2 separate regions of the Homo sapiens genome follow, and region 1 is linked to region 2. A link is a contact called in ENCODE Hi-C or POLR2A ChIA-PET data. All regions are on one chromosome and are shown on one strand. The core of a region is the stretch at or near the end of the contact, and the rest is flanking DNA. Distances in the headings are between cores, read along the strand shown. Region 1 overlaps LOC105376956 (a long non-coding RNA gene). Region 2 holds the start of CAND2 (cullin associated and neddylation dissociated 2 (putative)).

Region 1 (6,325 bases), core at 3,774-6,273, 95 kb after region 2:
CCTCGGGACCAGAGGAGCGGCCCAAACAACCCTGAGTGTGATGAGAAACCATTGTTACCGTGGCTCTAAGCTAGGAAGTTTTGCGGTGTTTGGCTTTGTAGCAAAAGGTAACTGACACCCCTTTTATTTAGGGGTCTGCCGTTTCTCCAGTGATTTGTCACGCCATCTTCACTGTATCCTAAGTTTCCATTTTATGGAGTCTGTTTCTGGACTTTCCATTCTGTTCAGCTCGTCTGAATCCGCACATACCAATACTGCAGGTTTAATGACAGAAGCTTTCTAGTGTGCTGCAGTGATGTCTGGATGTACCACTAACTCTAAAAACAAACAAAAAAGACTGATTTTCCTGGAGAGTCTTGCCTTGTCAAAACTGGAATTGAAAATAATCTTGACTAGCTCCATTTTTTTAAAAAAACTGAGAAGTATTGACATCTGTATGTTAAATTGTGTTATCTTAAAACTCGGTATATTTCTCAGTGTTTTAATCTTTTCCTCACTTGTCATTATTTTTTGAAGTTATTCCTAGTTATCTTTTTCCTTTTTTTGAGACATGGTCTCTCTGTCACCCAGGCTGGAGTGCAGTGGTGCAATCATGGTTCACTGCAGTCTTAACCTCCTGGCCTCGAGCTATTCTCTTGCCTCAGCCCCCCAGGTAGTTGGGACTACAGCCGTGAGCCACCATGTCCAGCTAATGTTTTTTATTTTTAGGAGAGATGAGGTCTCCCTATGTTGCCCAGGCTGGCCCCAAATTCCTAGACTCAAGTGATGCTCCTGCCTCAGCCTCCCAAAGTGCTAGGATTATGGTGTGTCGCCATGCCCAGCTCCTATATATCTTTTGTAAAAATTTTATCTTGTACATGCATTCTTTTTTCCTTTTATTATTCTTTTAAACTTATTAATGTCTATTGATTCATATACATTAATTTGCTTTTCAGTCATCTTGCTGAGTTTCCTCATTGTGCCTTAACTTTTTCATTGATTTCTTGGGATTTCCAGAAATGCTGTTGTATCATCTGCAAATAGAAATAATTTGCCTCTTTGGTGGGGCACAGTAGCTTATTCCTGTAATCCTAGCACTTTGGGAGGCTGAGGTGGGAGGATCGCTTGAGCTTAGGAGTTTGAGACCAGCCTGGGCAACATAGCGAGACCTCATCTCTACTAAAAATAAAAATTAGCCGGGGGTGGTGGTGCACACCTGTAGTCCCAGCTACTGGGCTGAATGAGGCGGGAGAAACACTTGAGCCCAGGAGGTTGAAGCTGCCGTGAGCTGTGACTGCACCACTGAACTCCAGCCTGGGTGAGAGGGCAAGACTCTTGTCTCAAAAAAAAAAAAAAAGAAAAAAAAATTCACCTCTTCCTTTCTGATTCAGATGCCTCTAACTGCATCTGATTGCATTGGCTGAACCCTTCAACACAGTGTCACAGAGAAGTGAAGATGCTTACCATGTCTTTTCCCTGATTTGCACAGAATGCATTCACTGTTTCTCCATTCAATTAAATTCTGGCTTTTGAACTCAGGTATACTCTATCATTCCCAAAAAAGTATCCACTTATTTAAGTGTTTTATATACCAGGAATTCGTTCTGGATTTTGTTGAAGCCCTTTTGTCAGCCAGGGAAATGATCACTTGGTTTTTCTTATCTTAGTTAAGATGATGGATTTCCTAATATTGAACAGTTCTTGCATTACTGATGTAAAATGCTATTTGGTCATGAGGTATATTAGTTTATATGGAATATGCTACTAGATGTTTGATATGTGTGATATGTGATTCACAATTTTCTATTGGTGACATGCAGCTTTGTATTTATGTAACTTTTATCAGGTCTAGAAAACAGTGCCAAAATCACTGCATAAAAAGCATTGGGAGGCAGGTGCAGTGGCTCACCTTTGTAATCCCAGCACTTTGGGAGGCCGAGGTGGGCAGATCACCTGAGGTCGCCAGTTTGAGATCAGCCCTACCAACATGGAGAAAACCTGTGTCTACTAAAAATACAAAATTAGCTGGGTATGGTGGTGCATGCCTGTAATCCCAGCTACTGGGGAGGCTGAGGCAGGAGGATCACTTGAACTGGGGAGGTGGAGGTTGCGGTGAGCTGAGATGGCACCATTGCACTCCAGCCTGGGTGACGAGTGAATCTCCGTCTCAAAAAAGAAAAGACAAGAAAAAGCATTGGGAAGTTTTCCTTCCTTTGCTGTGATCAGAAACAGTTGTAACAGTGAGATTATCTGGTTGTGAAGGTCAGAAGAATTCCCTGTGAAACAAAATGGGCTAGTTAAGCCGTTAATTACATTTTCTATTTCTCTCATGGGAATTTGTTTAAGATTTCTTTTTCTCCTGAGTCACTTTTGGCTAATTATTCATTTCAAATTTATTTGCATAAAGTCGTTCAAAGTATCATCACTCTAAACATTTTTTCCACTTCAATATTCAGTCCTGTGTTGGTTTCTCATTTTTGGTGTTTCGTTTTCTTGTCACCTTGATTTGGTTAGCTAGAGGTTTGTCTACTTTCTTTTTTCTTTTCCAAGACCAGCTTTTTGTTCATAAGCTTTACTATTTCTTTGTTCTGATTTTTTTTTTTTTTTTTTTTTTTTTTGAGGAGGAGTCTCACTCTGTCTCCCAGGCTGAAGTGCAGTGGTGCTATCTCAGCTCACTGCAACCTCCACCTCCCAGGTTCAATCGATTCTCCTGCCTCAGCTTCCCAAGTAGCTGGGATCACAGGTGTGAGCCACCATGCCCGGCTAATTTTTGTAGTTTTAGCAGAGATGGGGTTTCACCATGTTGGCCAAGCTGGTCTCGAACTCCTGGTCTCAAAGCAGTGTGCCTGCCTCAGCCTCTCAAAGTGCTGAGATTACAGGCATTAGCTGCCACACCCAGCCTTGCTTGTTATTTTGCAACTGTTTCTCCTTTGTTTACTTTAATCTTTTCCTAATTTTGCATTTGATGTTTCTTTTTCATTTTGGATGTAATTTTCTTTGCCTCATTGCTTTAATTGCATCATGGATTCTGATACAAGGTGTTACCATTTTGAACAAATTCTATGGTTGTGGTTTGTATTTGTCCTCTGACCCAAGAGTAATTTAATAGAGTTAGTAACATTTCCAGTAGGGAATTTTTGAGTCTTTAATTTCTAGTTTTACTGTACTGTGATTAGAGAATATGTTTAGATTCTCTCTGCTTTGTGGAATTACTGAAGTTTCCTTTGTGTCTTAATATGTGGCAAGTTTCCATAAACGTTTCAAGGGAGGTTGGAAAGGTGTTTTCTCTGTTATTGAAGCGCAATGCTTGGTATCATATCCATGAGAAACTGAAGGCTTCTAGATAATTTCATTTTGGCCTCTTAACCTGTCTTGGATTCAGAGTGGCAATGTTAACCTTTATGAATGTGTTTTTTTATTCCTACCTATCCTGCAGTTTCCGTTTTTTGAAGACTGCTGTTTTATGTGGTGCATAGATACTCCTGTCATGTCTACATTGGGAATTGCAGCTTCTAGCATTATCAAGTCACTTTCTCATGCATTGTTTTTAAGGCTGATTTCTACCCTGTCACACATCAAGACTGTAACTTGCTTCCTCGTCTAATTTGGCTTCATAGCTTGTACCCCTCCATGCACGTCTTTATGGGTAGCCTTTAGCCTTTCTGAATTTTTGTCTTAGGTGTCCCTCTAGAGTATTGGCAGAGAGTTGGTGGGTTTTGCTTTGTGGTCTGGGGTAGATGGAATGTATTTGTAGTCTATACCCTAGCTATGACTCACTTTATGGCAGGGAACACTTCTCCACCCTCTGACGCTGGGCTGGGCATGGAGCAAAGTGGTCAATGGGATTGTGGTGCACCTGGCGTGAGCAAAGGTGTGCTATGTGCTTGGGGCCAGGCTCATGCTCCTGCACTCCAGCCTATTGCCATGACCAGGACAGGCCTCGACCGGTGGGGTCAGGAGAATGAGGGATATGTGGAGCAGTCCTAGACCCCCTATGGCTCAGACTGACCCAGTTCTAGACCAGGGGAACCCCGTGCATCTGCAGATGGGGGCTGAGAAATCAGTGCTTGTTTCCTGCACACTTTGGGGTTGCCAGAGAACTAGGGTGGCGGTAGCTTATGGATACAAGGTCTTCAAAGACCTTTCTCTTAGCAGGGGAGCTAGGTATACTTGCATTTTGATGTAGCTGGTGTCTTTGGTTTGTTCTGGAAGGTTGTTTGCCGTTGTGAATTCACTATGTGGAGTATGGCGTCCTCGTGTGGCTTTCATTCTGAAGACTGGTCTGTTCCACTCTCCCTTTTTGGCTTGGTTATTTTTTTTTTTCTGTATTTAGGAAGGCTTTATTTTTGTTCTGGAGCTGTATTAGTCAGTGTTCTCCAGAGAAAACTGAACAAATAGGACAAACACACACACTCACACACTCATGAGGGGATTTATTGTGGGAATTGATTGGTTCATGCCCTTCAGGAGGCCAGGAAGCCCCAGGATATGCCAGTGGCAAGCTGGAAAACCGGAAAGCCCATGGTGCAATTCAGTTCGAGTCCAAAGGCCTAAGAACCAGAACAGCTGGTGGTGTCCCTCTCAGTCCCAGGCCACAGGCCTGAGAACCTGGGGGCTTCTGGTTTAAGACATGGGGTCCAGAGGCCCAAGAACCTGGAGTTCTCATACGCAAGGGCAGGAGAAGGTGGATGTCCCAGGTCAAGCATAGAACAAATTTCCCCTCCTTCCTCCTGTTGGTTGTATCTGGGCCTCAGCAGATTGAAGCAGGCTTGCTCACACTGGCGCGGGTGGCCCTCAGTCAGTCCACTGGGTCAAGTGCTCATCTCTTCCAGAACCCCCCCACAGAAACACGAGAAATCACGTTCTCCCTGCTCCCTGGACATCCCTTAGCCTAGTCAAGCTGACTGCTAAAATGAGCCATCACAAGGGCTGCCTTGGTAATAGTGACTTCTGCTAATGCCCACGGTGCCCGCTTTTCCTAACTGGCCTTGTGCTATCATTGAGCACTGTCAGCTGCAATAAAATCACCCGACTCTCACCTGCTAACAGTGCAGCAGCGGATCGGCTGACTGCCTTTCCCTTTCTCTTCCTTCTCTTCCAGTTTTTTGAATGCGTGGGTGCTTTTCTGGGTTTGGTAGTGCAATCATGCCCTCTTGCGCTGCTAAGGTGAATTGCAGTTCCCGTAATAAAAGATACTTTTAGGTGGGCTTGGTGAATCTTTGACAGCATCTCTGTGATGAGGCCCCCCTCTTAGCTGCTTCTTTCTTGCCCTTCATCACCAAAGCTCCCGGACACCCTTGCGAGGTGCTTCTGGCCCGATGGCCTGTCCAAGTGCTTCCTGTAGCTCTTGCTTAGCAGGCTGCCTTTCTCCTCTCAGGGCGGCTCCCTCCTCCTGCTCTGTGCATCGCGCCTCCACAGGGACCACCCATTTCCTCCGGCTGTGCATCCCCCACTGGCTGCCCCTGGCACCCACCCAGGACCTCCACGGGGACCCCCTCATTCCTTTCCGCTGTGTACCCCCCACCCCTGCACCCCCCCCAGGACCTCCACAGGGACCTTCTATCCCCTCCAGCTGTGCACCCCCCCCACCCCACCCAGGACCTCCAAGGGGACCCTCACCTCCTCCAGCTACACATGCCCCCCTGCCCCTGCATCCCACCCAGGACCTCCATGGGGACTCCCCACCCCGTCCATCTGTGCAGCCCCCTGCCCTTGCACCCTACCCAGAACCTCCATGAGGACCCCCTCAATCCCCTCCCACTGTGCATCCTCCCCTGCCCCTGCACCCCCCCACAACCTCCACAGGGACTCCCCACCCTCTCCTGCTGTGCAACCCCCACCCCTGTACCCCCCTGACAACCTCCACAGGGACCCTCCACCCTCTCCCATTGTGCACCCCCCCACCCCTTCACCCCACCCACAACCTCCACAGGGACCCCCACCCTCTCCCACTGTGTACCCCCCTGTACCCCACCCACAACCTCCACAGAGACTCTCCACCCTCTCCCACTGTGCACCCCCCCAACCCCTGCACCCCACGCACAACCTCCACAGGGACTCCCCACCCTCTCCCGCTGTGTACCCCCCTGCCCCTGCATCTCACCGGCAAGTGATTCTACATCAACTCTGCTGCTCTAAGATGTTGATTTTCCCACTGACCTTTAAGTGAATTTTGTGGTTCTTGCTCTTTCCCAAACACAGTGTAGGTCTGACAGCTATAGGTGACTGTTTCTTTGCTTTGGAGACTTGGTCTTGCGCTGTGGCCCAGGCTGGAGTGCAGTGGGGTGATCATGGCTCATGTAGCCTTGACCTCACTGGTTAAAGCAATCCTCCTACCTCAGCCTCC
Region 2 (5,863 bases), core at 1,566-4,065:
AAAGGTTTCAAGTAATCTGGCCCCTGTCCACCTCTCTGTCCTCATTTCCTCAGTGGAAGACTGATCTCATTCCATTCCAGCCATAGCCCGCCCTCCCTCTCTCCCTCCCTCCCTTCCTCCCTTCCTCCCCTCCTTTTTTTTGAAACAGGGTCTACTTTGTCACCCAGGCTGGAGTGCAGTGGTGCGATCACAGCTTACTGCAACCTCTGCCTCCCAGGCTCACCTCTGCCTCCCAGGTTCAAGAGATTCTTCCACCTCAGCCCCCCAAGTAGCTGGGACTACAGGCGTGTGCCATCACACCCGGCTGATTTTTGCATTTTTTGTAGAGACAGGGTTTCACCATGTTGCCCAGGCTGGTCTTTAACTCCTGAGCTTATGTGATCCACCCACCTCAACCTCCCAAAATGCTGGGATTACAGGCATGAGCCACTGCGCCCAGCCAGCCACAGCCTTTTCTTTTCTTTCTTTCTTTCTTTCCTTTTTTTTGAGATGGAGTCTCGCTCTGTTTCCCAGGCTGGAGTGCAGTGGTGCCATCTTGGCTCACTGCAAGCTCCGCCTCCCGGGTTCACGCCATTCTCTTGCCTCAGCCTCCCGAGTAGCTGGGATTACAGGCGCCCACCATCACGCCCGGCTAATTTTTGTATTTTTAGTAGAGACGGGGTTTCACCTTGTTAGCCAGGATGGTCTCGATTTCCTGACCTTGTGATCCACCCGCCTCAGCCTCCCAAAGTGCTGGGATTACAGGCGTGAGCCACCGTGCCCGGCCCAGCCACAGCATTTTCTTAAACACATCAGGCTGGTTCCCACCTTGAGACCTTTTTTTTTTTTTTTTTTTTTGAGGCAGAATCTTGCTCTGTCGCCAGGCTGGAGTGCAGTGGCGCGATCTCGTCTCACTGCGAACTCTGCCTCCCGGGTTCACGCCATTCTCCTGCCTCAGCCTCCTGAGTAGCTGGGACTACAGGTGCCCGCCACCACGCCCGGCTAATTTTTTTGTATTTTTAGTAGAGACGGGGTTTCATCGTGTTAGCCAGGATGGTCTCGATTTCCTGACCTCGTGATCCTCCTGCCTCGGCCTCCCAAAGTGCTGGGATTACAGGTGTGAGCCACCGCACCCGGCCACCACCTCGGGACCTTTGCACCTGCTGCTCCCTCTGTCTGGGAAGCCCTTCCCTCAAAACTTTGCCCAGCTGCTTCATCTGTTGAGGTCTTAGCCCAAATGTCTCCTCCTCAAAAAGTGCCCTCCCTGACCTTTGCTGAAGTTGCCCCTCCACGCTCCAGGAACTCTCTATTTTATTTTCTGAAGAGCTCTTATTTTCCTTATCTAATCACTTTCTTCCTTCTTGCTGATTTCCTACACTAAAATGTAAAGTCCCCAGGGGGCAGGGGCCGTTTGTGTCTAACACCCTGCTGCGTTGCATCCTTGTTGTACAGATCTGCACTGTCCATTATGATAGCCACTACCCATAGTGGGCTATTTAAAGTTAAGTTAATGAAAAATAAATATAATTAAGAATTTGGTTCCCCAGTCACACTAATTCCATTTCAAGTGCTCAATAGCCACATGTGGCTAGTGGCTATCATATTAGATACTATACTGAAGATGTAGAACATTTTCAACATTGCAGTGTTCTATTAGCTTTGGTCTAGAACCTACGTACCTCATAATAACAGGTGTTCAAGGGGGGTGTCAATTTAATAAAGATTTTTTTTTTTTTTTTGAGACGGAGTCTCGCTCTGTCGCCCAGGCTGGAGTGCAGTGGCGCGATCTCCGCTCACTGCAAGCTCCGCCTCCCGGGTTCACGCCATTCTCCTGCCTCAGCCTCCCGAGTAGCTGGGACTACAGGCGCCTGCCACCACACCCGGCTAATTTTTTTGTATTTTTAGTAGAGACGGGGTTTCACTGTGTTAGCCAGGATGGTCGTGATCTCCTGACCTCGTGATCCGCCCGCCTCGGCCTCCCAAGTGAATAAAGATTTCTTTTATCCTTATCTTATGAGTGAGAAAAACATAGCCCAGAGAGGTTGTTTCATTATCCCAAGGTCACACAGCCAGGAAGGAGCCTAGCAGAGATTTGAAGCCAGGCTTGTCTGGCTCTGAAGCACACACTACTCCCTTTCCCATCCAGCAGCCTCCTGGCTGTTTATGGAAGGATTGCTGCGCAGGATATTAAGGGATCTGCAGTCAATCCTGACTCCATCCCAGATTCATTGGCTGTGTGACCCTCAGCAAATCCCTTTGCTTCTCGGCCTCAGTTGCATTGCTAAAAAAATGAAGAAACTGACCCTGCCGTCCTGAGGGTTGGGGATGCGAGGCAGGGGGCCTTGTGTGACTCAGTTCATTCCCCAGATCCTGTCTGGCTCAGGGGCGGGCAAGCATCGTGGGTGAGGGGTCTTTTGGTTGGCCTGACCAGCTTTGGTTGATAGCTCCTGTTTCTTGAATGCCTACAGATGAGAAAGCGGAGGTAAAGTAACTTGGCCAAGGCTACACAGCAGAAGAGGCAGAAGTGGGATTCGAACCTGAGACTCTATGATATTACGTCCATGCCGCAAGACAGAGCTGGCACCTACGGGAATAACAAGGAGGTGGTGGCAGGGTAGTGAGCTCCCCGTCTCTGGGGGTGTGTGCAATCCGGCGCTGCGCTGTCAGCAGGGCAAGGGCTGGGGCCGGGGCCAAGACCACCAAGCCAGGCCCAGGCCCGCCCGCCTCCCGCGGCCGCCACGGCCAAGGCGTGAGCACGGGGCGGGGCGGGAGCTGCTATTTCTGTCTGGTGAGCGCAGCCCGCGCAGCTGGCGAGGGAGGGGGCGCCCGCGCCGCCATATTCCCTCCCGCCGGCCGGCTCCGCGGCGCGCAGCCACCATGAGCACCGCCGCCTTCCACATCTCCAGCCTCCTGGAGAAGATGACGTCCAGCGACAAGGACTTCAGGTGCAGCCCGCCGCCGGCCCCCTTCTCTCCTTCCCGCTCTGAAGCCGGGGGCCTTCTTCCCCTCTCGAAGCGCCAGCCCATCCCCCATGACCATGCAGCCCCCTGCCTCTTCTCTCTTCTCCCTGCATTAAGCTGCCCCCCTCCCCACAGGCCCACTCCTGCCTCGTGGTCCCCACTGGAGCTCCGGCCGTTCTCCCCTAGGGGCCGTCCTGCCCCTCCGCGACTCCAGTCCCTGCTTCGTCTCCCACCGTGCAGGCTTCAGCCCTACCTCTCACCCCCGATCAGAGCCCCGGCTCCACCCCTCTGCACCCTGCCTCGGCCTCTCCTCCCTCGTGTGTGTCCGGCCCCCTTCTTCCCCCGCAGCTGATGCCCCAGCGCCCCCTCCCCCCCGCCCCCACCACCTTCAGCGAGCCCACAGTGAAGCCCTACGCCTCTCCCTGGGGACCCCAGCACCTGCCTCTCCTCCGCATTGAACCCGGACCCTTCCCGGGACCGCAACCCCCAGCTGACTTTCTCACTGGCACCCTCAGTGATGCCTCCTTCTCAACATCACCCGGACCCCTCCCTCCCCGTCTCCCTCCCCTCCTGCGATTGTTCAGACCCAGCCTAAAGGAGGGGGCTGGGCTGAGTCTGGCTTTCCAGTCACAGGTAGGTGATGGTTGGGGTGGGACCTTCTAGGTTTTGTGTGCCACTCTCCTTCCCCACTCCCTTTTTCCTTCTTTCCCCCTCTCACAGCATCACAGAACCACAGGAATAGAGCTGAAAAGAACGGTGGAAACATCTGGTCCAATGAGTTTCCACCTGCATTCCCTGGGGAAACTGAGGCCCAGGGAGGAAAAGGGATTGGCCCGTGGTCTCATGGCCAGTTCTGGCCCCTCCAGCTGAAAGAAGACCTTGGAGACTCAATGAACATTTTTTCACTTTGTCCCCATTTTACAGATAGGGAAACTGAGTCTCAGAGACATGAAGGGCGTAGGTTCAGTCACAGCGAGGAAGTGGGAGACTTAGTCCAAATCCAGGCCAGTCTAATACAGAGGCCAAGATCTTAGTGAGGTCCTCTGATTCCAGCCCCCTGACAGGTGAGGAGACAGACCTGCTCTGGTGGTCTGACTCCTACTCTTCTCCTGCAGCCCATTCCTCAGTACCCCTCAAGAGCCCCCCCACATTAATAGAGCCTGGGATCCAAGGTCTTGGCTTCAGATCCCAGCTGCCGTCACTCACTGGCCGTGTGACCATGGACAAGTAACTTAACCCCCATGAGTCTCCCTGTGCTTCTGTTTCTATAAAATGGGGATAACAGAACCCATCTCTGAGGGTTGGGGTAAGGATTAAATAAGATAGTACATGTGAAATGCTCAGGTTCATGGCAGGCACTAGGTCGGTGCTTCATAAACGGACACTGTTATGATTCTGTGCACATCCAAAATCTGCCACGCCCTGTCCCCTCTCTAGACCTTCACTAGGGGGATTCTTTGCTCTCCCTTGACCTCCTCCCTTCATCTGACAGCTCCTATAACTCTTGACCCCAGGCAGGATTAGGTACCTCCTTTCAGCTCCCATCATGCCTCCCCTCATGTTTCTGCTAGATCACTTTTCAGCCCTGGGAGACCCTGAGCTCCTGGGCCACTGGGACTATGCACTTCCTCTTAGTGCCCCAACACCTGTGCTGAGTACACGGTAGGTGCTTAGTGAATGTTCGCTGGGTCCCAGGCTCCCTACTGTGCACCCCACGTGTAATCTCAGTCCACCCATGGGTGGTAGTGATTGTTCTTCCTGTTTTCCGGAGGCTTGGAGGAGTGCAGTGACTTGCCCAAGGTCACAGAGCTGGCTAGTGGCCTAGGGGATTTGCGCTAGTGTCTCTCAGGCCTCTGGTCCAGTCTCTGGGAGAGGGAGTTGGCCCTGCCAGCTACAGCCCGAGAAGCCCTTTCAGCCTGTCTCTGCCAGTGGCCTGGAGAACACTTAAAACCACCCCAAGCATGTGAGAATGGTGTCTATTTTTAAAGTCCGAATACCAGGGTGCTGGGTCCTGCAGACCAGCTGTCCAGGCGTCCGTGTGGCCAAGGGTTTCAGCTGAGTTGCCTCTAGGGTTTCTCTGTAATGAAACTGAGACTGTCCTCTGGTTCCTGGAGCGGGGCAGCGACTGCAAATGGGGGTCCCAGGTGGGGTGGAGGGAGACCTTTGTTTCCTGTTCTTCCTGGGCCCTGGCTTTATGGGCAGGAGGTGCCCCATTACCACGGAGGCTCCAGCAGTCAAAACGAGTACCCTTGCAGGTCTTGCAGGAATTACCAAGTCATTTCTTGAAAACACAGTAGTATTATTGGTTGAAAAGCCAGGAGACCTGTGTGGTGGGCTGGTTTTCCGCCCAGTTTGCTGTTACCGTAGGCAGTTTGTGCAGCCTCCCTGAGCCTAGTTTTCTTACTACCTCATGCTAAGAGCTAGATTGTCCTATTGAAACCTCCCAAGGATACTATGAGGTAGGGCAAAGAAAAGTTCCCATTTTATATATAGAAAATCTGAGGCCCAGAGAAAAGGAGGTAGTTGCCCAATGTCACCTAGTTGATAAATGGCAAGACTAGTAAGTATACTCACTTAAAGCCAAACTTTGGTGCTCAAGCTCTTATCCACCAAATTATATACTTTTCCTTCTCTCTCCCATCCCTACACACATACACGTATAAAACATGGCTTGCTTTCTCCGAGAGCTAGTGTCTGCAGGAACCAGGGGTGTCTGAAATGCTGAGGCATACTTCAGAAGAGTTGGTTTCTGAATTCGGACTATTTGGCTGTAAGTTCTGTTAAGGGCTAGCTCTCTCACTACCTCTCCTCCTGCTCTCACCCTCCCTGACAAAGCCCTCTGCAGACCTGTTCTTTGTTGAGCCTGGAGTCCCAGAGATAAACCTGATGAGCCTCTGCCCTCAGTGAGTGTACAGTCCAATGGA

What was found. Hi-C counts contacts between places; a loop is a spot of excess contacts on that map. ChIA-PET counts read pairs that join two places held with the same protein, here RNA polymerase II (POLR2A). Pooled maps may share reads with other maps.
Region 1: a map of ascending aorta shows a loop between it and region 2 (2.2-fold over the local background). The contact joins the enhancer-like site here to the promoter of CAND2 in region 2. A Hi-C loop is called at or near these places in 16 of 168 maps with a recorded cell type or tissue (A673, CD4-positive, alpha-beta T cell, CD8-positive, alpha-beta T cell and 9 more), 28 of 37 single-sample maps with no recorded cell type and 27 of 50 pooled maps. POLR2A ChIA-PET finds 5 or more read pairs at or near these places in 3 of 52 experiments (Caco-2, HEK293 and WTC11).

Annotation. Positions count from the first base shown.
Region 1 is chr3:12,887,033-12,893,357 of GRCh38, forward strand. The region is part of intron 4 of LOC105376956 (a long non-coding RNA gene); the gene reads left to right. Among named protein-coding and RNA genes, the nearest start is that of LINC02022, 5.0 kb to the left of the region's middle. Within about 2 kb of position 5,024, at least 2 of the 41 ENCODE cell types and tissues checked have a DNase peak (open chromatin) inside an H3K27ac peak, as active enhancers do; they include ascending aorta, where a contact is called at or near this core.
Region 2 is chr3:12,793,865-12,799,727 of GRCh38, forward strand. It overlaps CAND2 (cullin associated and neddylation dissociated 2 (putative)), which reads left to right and starts at 2,816. Exons shown (of 15, transcript NM_001162499.2): 1 at 2,816-2,924. The coding sequence starts at 2,857.